Linked DNA regions of Homo sapiens: region 1 is linked to region 2. Evidence: chromatin contacts called from ENCODE Hi-C or POLR2A ChIA-PET data. All regions are on one chromosome and are shown on one strand. The core of a region is the stretch at or near the end of the contact, and the rest is flanking DNA. Distances in the headings are between cores, read along the strand shown. Region 1 overlaps RBM20 (RNA binding motif protein 20). Region 2 overlaps RBM20 (RNA binding motif protein 20).

Region 1 (6,204 bases), core at 807-3,306, 44 kb before region 2:
GTGCATAAGAAAGATGCCAGCACCCCCAGGGAGGAAGTGCTGGAGTTCCGGAGAGGCAGAAGTAACCTCTCGCTCTTGGCTCCTTTTGGTGCTGGGAGGACAGTAAGGTCAAGGCCATCCCTTCAGCTGTCCTGAACACAAGCCTCTTGACCCACATGGTGGCCGCTATGTTTCACCATGAGCCAAGCAAAGGACCAAGATGGATTCATTGCCTTTGTTCGAAATATAACTGAGTCTTCATATCAGCAGATTTCTTTCCTTGTCTTCTTGGTACAAGTGTACATATCTTTAGATTTCTTATTTCAGTAGCTAAATATACATCTAAACTCATTTGAAATGAAATAGGGACTGGCTCTTTCACATTCTAAAGTATGGTTTGCAAACTTCAGCAGGCCTCAGACACACCTGGAGGGCTTGTTCAAACACAATATCACTAGCATCCACCCCCAGAGTTTCCGTTCAGTAAGTCTGGAGGAAGGTTTGAGAATCTGCGTTTCCATCAAGTTGCTAGGTGGATATTGCTGCTGGTGCAGGACCACACTTTGGGAACCAATGTTCAAAGGTATTAACTTTCCTCCAAGTTCTTTTATTTTATATATCAACCCACCTTCACCTTTCATCACCTTGGTAGTGGCGTTTCCCAGCCACAAGCATCAGCCCGGTGCTGGTGAAACTACAGCTCCCAGTCACTCCCCTGGAGATTCTGAGGGCCTGGAATGCTACCTTCAAGGGCCCCAGGAGAGTCACATCAGGGTGACAGAAACCACAGGCATCCTGCAAACCTACTGTGTGCCAGGCACTGTGCTTGACAGTGATTGACAGGCGCTATTTCGTGTGATCTTCCTTATACTTCCGCTTGCATTTCCTCTGTATAGAGAGGTATCTGAGGCACTGAGAGGTGAAGGAGTTTGCCCAGTGCCACACAGCCAGCAAGTGGAAGAGCTGAGGCTCAAACTCAGGAAATGTGACACCACCCTGTCACTGTACTCCCAATCATTCTACTCTATTTCTTCCTAAAGAAAAGGGGACTGGAGCCCCCACCAGGATCACTGAAAAATTTCTCTAGTGAAGAGAAGCTGATCTCTTCCAACAAGGAACACCAAATAAAAATAAAAGGACAGCTGGGCACCGTGGCTCACACCTGTAATCCCAGCACTCTGGGAAGCTGAGGTAGTCGGATCACCTGAGGTCAGCAGTTCAAGACCAGCCTGGCTAACATGGTGAAACCCCATCTCTACTAAAAATACAAAAATTAGCCGGGTGTGATGGTGCGCATCTGTGGTCCCAGCTACTCAGGAGACTGAGGCATGAGAATCGCTTGAACTGGGAGGCAGAGGTTGCAGTGAGCTGAGTTTGTGCCACTGCACTCCAGCCTGGGCAACAGAGCAAGATGCCACCTCAAAAAATAATAATAATATAAAAGAACAATGTGGGTATTGCATGCATGCATGCATGTGTGTGCCTCTGTGTATGTTGTGTGTGTGTGTGTGTGTATGTATAAACTGAATCAGAAGGCTGGGAGAAGGTGAGAAGAGGGAGAAGCTTTGGACTAAAGTTGACCATTAAAACCTAGTAATTAACAAATAAAAAGTGTAACTATTTATCACATGCAACATAAAATAAGATATATCACGTTAAACTTGTCATTTGATGAACTGTGAAAAAAATAACCCCAGTTAGCCCATGAAAACTCTTACCCCTTTTGGCAAGCCACTTAATCTCTCTGTGCCTTGGTCTAATGGTCTGCAAAACAGAAATTGATTTACCCCATTGGAGGTTTAGAGAATTAAGTGAAATAATGAATGTGAAAGCCTCTAAGCTCATAAGCCTTTTTTTTCCATTGTTGGTAAAATATACAGTTCATAAAATTTAACACTTCATATAAACCTTTCAAAAATAATTTGTAAAATACATTGTGTCTGAGTTCCTTAAACAGGGGAGTGATTAAACCCTGAGGTTTTCGGAACCCTGCCAGGCTTGAGGTGCTCTGAGAGTGATGGCTCGTGCCACAGTGAGAAGGCTTCACACTGTCCCTGTGCAACTGACTTGATGACAGCCCGGGCCGCCTTCCGGGGAACACATCTCTCCCAGGTCCATGCTCAGCAGAAAGCAGATCTTTCACAGTGAGAGTTGGAGGTGAGGCACACTGTTGAAGAAGATGCAGATGAATCTCTTTATGTTTCTAGCATCAGCCCTCTACTCAAGAACCCGAGCCTCTGCTTTGTGCAGCTTTTGGGGGTTTGAAATACTAACCGAGCCTCCCAGCTACTACCTAGGTGCTTTTGAAACAGGTGAGCTACTAAAATATAGACCAGCTGCCTGAACAGTAGCAGTAGTGGTTGGATTTGTGTGTCAAGTTTGGGTTCTGTTTTATTTTGTCTTTTGTAAAAGAAAGAAATCATGTTATGAGAAAGTGAAACTTCTGTACAAAGAAGTTCGGGGGTAAAGAAAAAAATCCTGGGTTCAACTGGGTTTCTTTCCTTTAGTAGCTCCAGAAAAAGGCCAGGATGAGCACACTGCCAGGGGACTGTCACAGGCCCCACACTCAAGACCAAGGTCCAGGGGTCCATGTTGCTAAGGTTCCAGAGACTTCAGTGGTTCATGCAGCAAAACTGTCCAAGTCCAAGTCCTGTGTCTTCTTCTCTTAAGTCATGTGTGGAAAGTTTGTCCATTAGAGACCTGGGAAAAGGCCTCCAGCCTGGGAGCTAAGAAAGAAATGGCTCAGGAAGCTACTGAAAAGTGAAAGTCTTCCTTGTCCCCAGCCCCTGACTTGGGAGAGGGCAGTAGTGCAGAAGGCTCCTCTGATGAGGAGGTGTAGATAGAAAAGTCAGGCTGGAGAGAGCAGATTCCTCTGGCAGAATCGCAGAACATCAGGTCAGGAAGGGACTTTGAGGCTCCTCCTAGGTTTATTTATTATTTTTTACAGGAACTACATCATGAACTAACTTCTGGGTTCATTTAATCTACAAAAAAGGGTGGAGCACTCACTGGGGTCAGGCTGAACCTGGTGTCTCAACTTTCAGTCCACTACATTTCCCTCCCTCTGTCAAACTGGGCAAAGATAATTTCAGCAGCTTTTGGGTTCTGCCCTAGAGGAGTGTACGTCCATGGGGAGGCAGGCACGTAAACTGATCATCCTCACACTGGGTGGGAAGTGGGCATTCTAGAGGAGCAGGATCCTGGAAGAGGTACTGCAGGGCTCTCCTGGGGAGGGAGGGGGGTCATGTACTCTGGTCCTGGAGGGGTTCCTAGAGGAGGTGAGGTCTGAGCTCAGGCTTGGTGAAAGAGTAGGACAAAGCCAGGTGATGGGGGGCAGGGGGCAGCCCTCAGGTACATAGCTACTGGGAATTGAAAACAATTTCAGGCTGCCACAGAGTTGTGAGTTGACAAATGGCAGAAGGCTTGGTGGGGCAGTCTTGGAGAGAAGATAGAGATTCGGGGAAAATTTAGGACTGAAAGCTGGCAGAACTTGGTGAGTGGACATGGGGTAGAGGTGAGGGAAAGGAAGGAGTTGAGGATGACCTGTGGGTCTCTTTCACTTTCTGAGTTGATGGAGGAGTCATGTGGAAAACAAAGGCTGAGTTTGCATGAGTTCAACTTCGGACACATGAAGTTGTTGGTGCCAGAAGATATAATGTGGAAACAGCTGCAGTCCCCTAAATACTGACATCTGGAGCTCAGGAAAGATGACAGAGGCAGATACCTGTTATTTCTCTATTATCTGTGCTTTCTACGTCACCTCTACAGATGATTTCTTATTTTACCTGTATCCACCCTAACAAATATTGAATACCTGTGCTTATTCATAGGTGCTTCTTGACTGGGAAGGAGTGGAAGAGGTCCTAGGTGCAGAAGGGTATGGAAGATAAGGTCAAAGGATGTGCTGGTGGGAATGGGAGACAACTGAGAAGGTGAGACAAGCTGGAGGAAATGTCAGGAGCTGCTGAGAGAAGCTCAGCCTGACCAGAGATGAGAATTGCCATCTTGAATCGTCAGGAAGTGAAGGAAAGCCCAGGTGAATGCCACCCAATCAAAAAGAAAAAACAAATGCAGATGGTAAGGTAGAGAAGGCTCTGAAGCCCAGGTAATGAGAGCCATGTTACCCTGGACAGAAGCATCCAACACCACACATCTCCAAGGATGTTGGAGATCCAGCATCTGGATCCAGCTAACTTCTGCATCCTCTTCTGTACTCACAAGAGTTAACATGGACGTCCATGCATCTGCTGGACAACACCCCCTAGAACGAGTGTCTTTGTATGTTTTCACACACATAATGATGTTATATCTGCTGCCATCCTACTGAGTAAGGGGATGAATAAAGGTAAGAAGAAAACAAGTCACTTTAACTCAAAAAGGAGTCCTCGGGCCACTCCAGTGAACATCAAGGTGGCCATAAACTTGCTTTCCCCACCCCTACCAAGCCCTGGTGGGAGAGGGAGACATGGGGGAAGGGAAGGAGAGAAGGGGCTCCATCTCTCTGGTGGGTCCATAACCCAGTTCTGTGAAAGGCAGCTCCACACACCTGGCTCCCACTAGCTCTCCTGCCCCTCCCTCTGCAGCAGGGCCTTGGGCAAGCTTCTCTTCCCAGCCCCCACCCTTGCCCATGAAACACTCAGACCAAGCTGGTACTACCCCAGGGGCCACTTCTGCCCAATGCATTAAGGTTTGGCTGATTCAAAAACACCCAACTTAAAAAAAATGTTGTTTTCTATCTCCGACACAGTCCTTTTGACCTACACTAGATGGTCTCATCAGAAACAAAAGCATCCTAACCTTCCAAGGTCAACATTACTCCACCTCAACCCACAGCCACAGCCATCAAACACATACCCAAGCCAACAGATGGTTACAAAATTCTAAACAGTGCTCTTTCAGAACTCTGGGGCGAGCTACCCTGGGGCCTCCAACTAGACTTCCTGCCCTGGCCCTGGCCTTGACAATGAACCTGTTTCATCTCAGCAGTTGGCTCGGAAATGCCAAGCTGCCTTGTTGTCCGTGTTTCCAGACAAGTCTGCATTGCTGAGTATCAGGGGCAGCTGGAGCAGGTCTGGGCACTTGGAGAAGGAGGGAGAGGGAGACAGTATAGTGGGGCTGGGAACACCCAGTGAGGGCAGGAGGACCCAGACGGGCAGGGCCGCTGGGAGTGGCTTCCTCACTGCTTGTGGGCTGTGTTAGTCACCCAGGTCGCACAGAAGCCTCATGCCTTCATGACCGCAACAATCACCCAATACTCAGGCCAGGGATTTGAACTGCTGGATCTCAGTGCATTTCCACAGTTCAGTCCTGCAGGTGGGAACTATTAATACCCATTTAGAAGATCAAAGTTGCCCCAAGTCGTACCACAAGGAAGCGTCCCAGCTAGAATGTTCACATTGATGCTGGTGCTCTTTCCCCTGCCACTCTGCCTTCCACCACCACGTCAGTCCTCGAGTTGAGTTCTTTCTGGAAGGCTGTAGAAAACTGGTTTCCAACTTTCCAATCCTAGATTTTCTTTCTTTCTTATGCCTACACACAAGCACTTTTCCCTAATGTAAAATTCTCTGAGGGGTCAAGAGATCCGGCAGCTCATCAAAACAATCCATTTTGAAAGAAAATTTTGGATGAATATAAACATTAAGAGGTTGGGGAATTTTGTCTGTTTTTGTTCACTGCTGAATCCCTAGTGTCCAGGACAGTGCGAGACACAGTAACCCAGAGTGGGCACCTAATGAATGTATATTGAATCAACACTCTTCCAGATTGCAGATTCTTGCAAAATTTTCATGATCTCCTGCTCAAATATCTTCCTAAAAACACAGCATGACTTCAAGAGCCCTCAACTGTACTAAAGTAGTTACATACATATAGCATAAATCAGACTATGCAGGCCTTGGTCCTCAGGAGGACCTGTCAACAGACAGAAAGACATCCATCTGATCCTGTGCCCAGCCAGAAAATGCCACCTGCGACAGGTACTTCCTGACTGTCCAGACACCTCCCCATACTCTCTCAGTTACAGATAAACTCCCTTAAGGATTGTGAGCAGCTGTGGACCATTTCAAATGCTTCCTACTAATTCTTGTAGCTGAATGGGCCCTTCCTGCTCTGCTGTGATACGAATCTGCAAGGAAGGCGAGATCTGGAGAGTTCTCAGACCAACACACCTCACAGCTATAGGTCTGGGCTCCCATCACAGGCACAAAGGCTGCAGCCCCAACCCCA
Region 2 (5,997 bases), core at 336-2,835:
CCTGTGAAGAGGAGGCCATAGGCATAAGAACAAAAACATCATGGAACGTGGCAAGGTAGGGGATGGAAAGACTTTGGGTCCCTAAAGACCCTGTTGAGCCACCAAACCAAACCTAGGCCTCTGCCTCCAGGTTTCATGTTGAGATGAGAAATGTCCCTCTGGTTTAAGCCACTGTTGGGGTTCCTGTTGGCAGCCAAGGATTTCTTAATTGGTACAGCTCCTCTGCAAAGATTTTGCTTAACAGTCATAAAAGGTTGCCAATTCCACACTCCCTAACTGGCCCAAGGCTGAAACTTGGATGAAACCTCTAGGTCTCTGTATCCTATTATCTAAATCTGAAGCGCCCAAGTGAAAAAATGTAGCACCTATAAACCCAGCCAACCTTGTCTGGTGTTCATGCCAAAGGCTCAACAGATAAACACAAAGACACAGAAATGGGAGGGACTAGGGGGAGGCATGGGAGAGGTGAAAAACAGGAAGAGGGGAATACAGTAGTCCCCCCTTACCCACAGTTTCGCTTTCCAAACTTTCAGTTACCCACAGTCAAGCGTGGTCCAAAAATATTACATGGAAAATTCCAGAAATAAATAATTCGTAAGTTTTAAATTACACACTGATCTGAGTAGTCTGATGAAGTCTTGGGCCATCCTGCTCTGTCCACCCGGGACGTGAATCACCTTTTTGTCCAGCATATACATGCTGTCTATACTTCCCACCCGCAAGTCATTTAGTAGCCACCTCAATGATAGGATAAACGGTGATGATACGGCAGTGCGTGTGATCAAGACATCCTTATTTCGCTTCATAATGGCCCCAACGCACAAGAGTACTGTGCCTAATTTATAAATTAAACCTTATCATAGGCATGTTATGTATAGGAAAAAAACATAGTATATATATATAGGGTTCAGTACTATTTGCAGTTTCAGGTATCCACTGAGGGTCTTGGAACATATCCTCCATGGATAAGGGGGGACCACCGTATAAAGGAAAAAAGAGCGACAGGAAACAAGTACCCTTTAAGAATGCAGGTTTGGTTTTTTTTGTTTTTTGTTGTTGTTTTGTTTTTTTAAACGGCTGTGTGCAGTGGCTCACACCTGTAATCTCAGCACTTTTTGTGGCTGAGGTAGGCAGATCATCTGAGGTCAGGAGTTCAAAACTAGCTTGACCAACATGGTGAAACCCCATCTCTACTAAAAATACAAAAATTAGCCAGGCGTGGTGGTCAGCGCCTGTAATCTCAGCTATTTGGGAGACTCAGGCATGAGAATCACTTGAACCCAGGAGGAGGCAAACATTGCAGTGAGCCGAGATTGCACCACTGCACTCCAGCCTGGGAGACAGAGCAAGAGTAAGACTCCGTCTCAGGAAAAAAAAAAAAAAAAAGAATGCACTTTTTTTTTTTAAAGATGCCCTCATACTTTTCAAAATCAGCATGCCTTGAGTAAGAAGCCACTGCCTGCCGGATCTCCATCATCACGTGGGTCTGGAAAGGTTAAGTCCATCAGTGGAGCCCCCGTCTAACATGGCGCAGACGTGTGAACGACCAATGGCTTCTTGCATTGCCTGTGCATGACTTGGCTGGCCAAAGCATATTTTACATTAGCTTAGGTCCTGACATTCTATCATGTTCCCTGTCAGGAAGCCAAGTAGTTCTTGGAAGCTTGCACACCAAGTGACATATAACAGAACCCTAGCAAATGAGACAGCCCTTTGCCAAGTGCCCTTAAGTTAAAGGCTCTTCTTGCCTCTCCCACCTCTGTGGCAGTGGTCTGTCTGGCTGGGCTGAGAGCAGGCATATACCACTGAAAGGTCACCATCCTCTGCCAGCATCTGAAGTACTTTTCAAGGAGGCAGTGTCACATGGTGCGGGGCTATTTGCAATTGAGTTGCCTTTAGCAATCTGTATCACTGAGGAACTAAAAGTGGGACAGAGAGGGGTACCCTAGGCTGTCTATGGAGCATGGCATAAAGCTGAAGGAATGGCCATCAAAATGACACCTTCTGTATCCAGTTCCACGCTGTCTTCAATGAACCTGCCACCCCAAGGGACACTCTGTCAGGCTGTAAGAGGAGAAGCTCCAATGCCACCTCACATGACACTGTCCAGAACGTCTGTGGCCCTGTGGCTGGAGTTTCTGCACCCTCCTCACAGGGTGTCAACACTCTTGCAAGGAAGATGGGCCCTCAAGGACAGGCAGGGTTCCTGCCAGGCTCCTGCCAGCGAGGGCAACTCCTGGTGCTCTCCTTCTGGCCTCCCCAGGGGCCGCCATCACAGCCTCTTTTTCCGGTGCTCCCCTGCCCTTCCCAGCCCACCTCCTGTGTGTCCTGGGTATCTGCCATAAGCTCAGAACTGTGCAGGGCATGCTGGAGCAATGCTGGGAAGTATAGGGGAAGTCTTTGCCCATAGGGCCTGTGATAACTAATATAAGAAACAAGGGCCGGGCGCGGTGGCTCACGCCTGTAATCCCAGCACTTTGGGAGGCCGAGGTGGGCGGATCATGAGGTCAGGAGATCGAGACTATCCTGGCTAACACAGTAAAACCCCGTCTCTACTAAAAATACAAAAAAATTAGCCGGGCGTGTTGGTGGGCGCCTGTAGTCCCAGCTACTCGGGAGGCTGAGGCAGGAGAATGGCGTGAAGCCGGGAGGTGGAGCTTGCAGTGAGCCGACATCGCACCACTGCACTCCAGCCCGGGCGACAGAGTGAGACTCAGTCTCAAAAAAAAAAAAGAAAAAAAAAAAGAAACAAGGCCCCTGTTTCTTCAATGTGAGGGAATAAATAATTGAGAATTGATGGGATTGTGGTGTGGGGAATACGCTGATAAAATCAGGGGAGGGAGGCATCACAAGAGAAAGGGCTGGTCAGTGAAGACTTCTTGGAAGAGGTGAGACTTGAGCAAAAGCTTGAGGGAAGGATGAGGACCAGACAGGGAGGAAATGAAGGGATAGTGACAGTGGATGTGTGATGATCATGAAACAAGGTGGGCTCAGGGGCCAGGAAACAACCAGCATGGGTGGCATCCAAGGAGGTGGTGAGAAGTGAACTCATGCAGGTAGGACTGTGCCACATTTCTGGCTGCCTGCATGGCAAACAACAAACAATACCTCAATCCCTCTGCCTGGGCACACCTCTGTATCCCAGCTCTTGGCATGGGCCTGGCTCATAGTTAGTGCTCAATACACACTGAAGAGTGAACCAAGGAAATTACTAAGCACCCTCAGTCATGCAGGAGGCCCCAAACTAAGAAACAAAACCATATTTAAAGGCAGGGATTGAAAACTCATGGGCCAAGCCCAAGTGGGCCAGGCAAGTAACAAAAGTGCAGCTGGCTAGGAGTGAGCAGTGGGGAACAGCCAGGGATACTGACGCATGGACACCCATCTTCAGGGGGACGGTTCCTACCTGACTACAGCCCAGCACTGCTGCTGAGGTTCACGAGCCCAGTGTTGTTGGGCTTTTGTTGTGTGAAATCCCCCAACTTTTAAATCTGAGCAATGAGCTTAAAAAAAAAATTCTGCATAGACCAAACAAAACACATAACTCAAAGTCATATCAAGCCTGAGCCATCTTTGGCTCTACAGGATAAGTTTTTTTCCTTAAGAAGTGGATAGTCTAAAAAAGTCCCCAACAAAACTAATCTATGATGACAGAGGTAAGAATGGGGGTTGCCTTTGGTGGCAGGGAGCTGTGGATGGGCTCCCTTTTGGGAGGCTGGAAATCTCCAGTCTTTTGGTCTGTGTGGTGGTAACAGGGATGAGCACACATTTGAGAATTCATCAAGCTGTAAAAGTAAGAGTTGCAGACTTTACTATATCTAGTAACATAAAAAGCAAAAAAGGTCCCCCAGAGTTGGACGAAACCCTCTCCAGAGTGTGCTTTAAGCTGTGCTGCTCCTTCAGCCTCAAATTCCCTTTGGCTCTCCCTCTCTTTACCCTGCTGCCACTCACTTGCCCTATCAGCCATGGCCCAGGCAGTACTTCCTCCAGGAAGCCCTCCTACTCCACCCCAGCCCACGGTTGCGCTTGGCCCATCTGGGTGCTCCTAGATCCAGCCCAGTGAGTGCCACTTCATCCCCACCTTCATCACTTCCAAGGTCTGCCACCCTTGGAGTTTCTGAGGTCCTGGGGATGAGGACTGTGCACTGCTCACTGTGGTGCAGGCATTGCACACAGTGGGCATTCAGCAGAGGTCTGACGTGACAGCTCAATCCCCTCCAGCAATCAGCAAAGGGGAGGATGCCTCCCTCCCAACCCCATCTGTATTTCCCAAGAAGTGACTGAGCACAGAATCTGGAAACATGAGATCTGGAGAGAAAAAAAAGCCAGGGGACTAGCTGAGTCCTGGGTAAGAAGTCCTGGGGGAGTAGGGTTGGGGACATGTACATCTAAAGATTTAAAATGCGATTCTCTTGCAACCAGCTATGGTGACTTCCTACTGAGGAGAGGAAATAAGGATGCGTACAATTCTTAAATCACTTCCCTGGCCAAAGAAACTCTAGCCCAGTGTGGCTCACGCTTCCGCAGGCATCAGAATCACCAGAGGCTTTGTTAAAAACAGATTCCTGGGCCCACTAAGGAGACTGATTGGCTCTGGAACAGGGCCTGAGAATTTGCATTCCTAAGTAGATGCTGATGCTGCTGGTCCAGGGACCTCCACTGTGAGTGACACTGGCTCAGGCAAGACCACTATTAGGAAGAACAAAATATCACAATGCATCAGTGTTCTTTCAGTGACTCGTTTAACAAATTTTTATTACATTTGTACTGTGTGCAAAGCCATGTAAGTGATGCAGACATAATTAGAACTAGTAGTTGCATCCTTACCCTTGGTCACCAGAAAATGGATTGCTACCTCTCAGTGCCTGTCACAAGATTTGCTGTTAAAGCAGAAAATGACACCCACTTTCAGCCACTTCCCAATGCTCAAATGATCTCAGGTTCAAACTCATGACTCTGAGAACAAAGTGTGTGAAGTCCACTCCCATCAGCGAACTCATCTGTTTCTCCAAACATTTCTGATGAAATGAATCATTTCTCTTGGGCCTCTCTTCAATACATCACCTCCTTTGTTTAACCAGAAGAGGAGTTGGTTGTAGATTTCGTACTCTGGGCTGGGCAAGGGGCGGACACATTTCCCCTGGAGTCCAAGACAGCAAAGGGTCTCCAGAAGAGTCTGAGGGTGGAGGCAGCTTTCCAGCAGACAGACAAACACACTGCTCTGAAATAGCACCCGTTCCCATCCCAGGCAGGAGCCACCTTCCGACATATTCAGTTACAAGTGAGTGCCTGGGCATTAAATCTAAATGGCCCATGCTATGGAATGCCTGGGCAGCATGCAGTTAGATTATTTATGCCCTCTGCACCTGTGGAAGTGAGGTTTAATTATTTATTTCATGTTAAATTTCCAATCCTTGGCTTCCAGTCTGCAGATGAATAAACACCTCAGTTAAACTGCAGGGGTCTTTGGGTCATCCACTCAGCAGGGGCCAGAAAACTTAAGGATTTCAGCACCTCAGGATGTCATCTCACTCACTGCCTGACGATATCGTAACAAAAATCAATCCTGTGGCAGAGTTTTAAGAATCCTTTGAAGTGACAATATCTGAAAAATTCAGTTTTGCCCTGTCAATCAAAATGTAACTCAAGAGGTAAGGACACAACCTTTGAACCACAGACATGACACTATACTCTGCTAGTATATCTTTCCTGACTTGCTATAGGAGGCCACTAGCCTGACTTACTCCAATTCTTTCCTAAATTTGGGCAAAATTCAAAATTGTTGAATTTTGAATTCAACAATTCAAAATTGTTACAACTCTGGAGTTAAACGTCAGTCAGCTCCTTGTGGTGTCTGATTAAAATGTAATACTAAGGTATGTTCTAACTGAACTAGTTGCCTTCTTATGGTATAATCCAGTTTGCTGTTAGCAAGAGGGCTGTGGTTTGGAAATTGCTATCTTAACCCAAACCATCATCAGCTCTGCACCTCAAGCA

Evidence for each region. Hi-C counts contacts between places; a loop is a spot of excess contacts on that map. ChIA-PET counts read pairs that join two places held with the same protein, here RNA polymerase II (POLR2A). Pooled maps may share reads with other maps.
Region 1: a loop to region 2 is called in a map of Right ventricle myocardium inferior, with 4 times the contacts of the local background. The contact joins two enhancer-like sites. A Hi-C loop is called at or near these places in 3 of 168 maps with a recorded cell type or tissue (Right ventricle myocardium inferior, aorta and heart right ventricle) and 1 of 50 pooled maps. POLR2A ChIA-PET finds 5 or more read pairs at or near these places in 2 of 52 experiments (activated CD4-positive, alpha-beta T cell and naive thymus-derived CD4-positive, alpha-beta T cell).

Annotation. Positions count from the first base shown.
Region 1 is chr10:110,738,831-110,745,034 of GRCh38, reverse strand. All of the region lies in intron 1 of RBM20 (RNA binding motif protein 20), which reads right to left. Among named protein-coding and RNA genes, the nearest start is that of RBM20, 98 kb to the right of the region's middle. Within about 2 kb of position 2,056, at least 3 of the 41 ENCODE cell types and tissues checked have a DNase peak (open chromatin) inside an H3K27ac peak, as active enhancers do; they include heart right ventricle, where a contact is called at or near this core.
Region 2 is chr10:110,694,650-110,700,646 of GRCh38, reverse strand. The region is part of intron 1 of RBM20 (RNA binding motif protein 20); the gene reads right to left. Among named protein-coding and RNA genes, the nearest start is that of RBM20, 53 kb to the right of the region's middle. RefSeq lists an enhancer at 1,841-2,340. Within about 2 kb of position 1,585, at least 5 of the 41 ENCODE cell types and tissues checked have a DNase peak (open chromatin) inside an H3K27ac peak, as active enhancers do; they include heart right ventricle, where a contact is called at or near this core.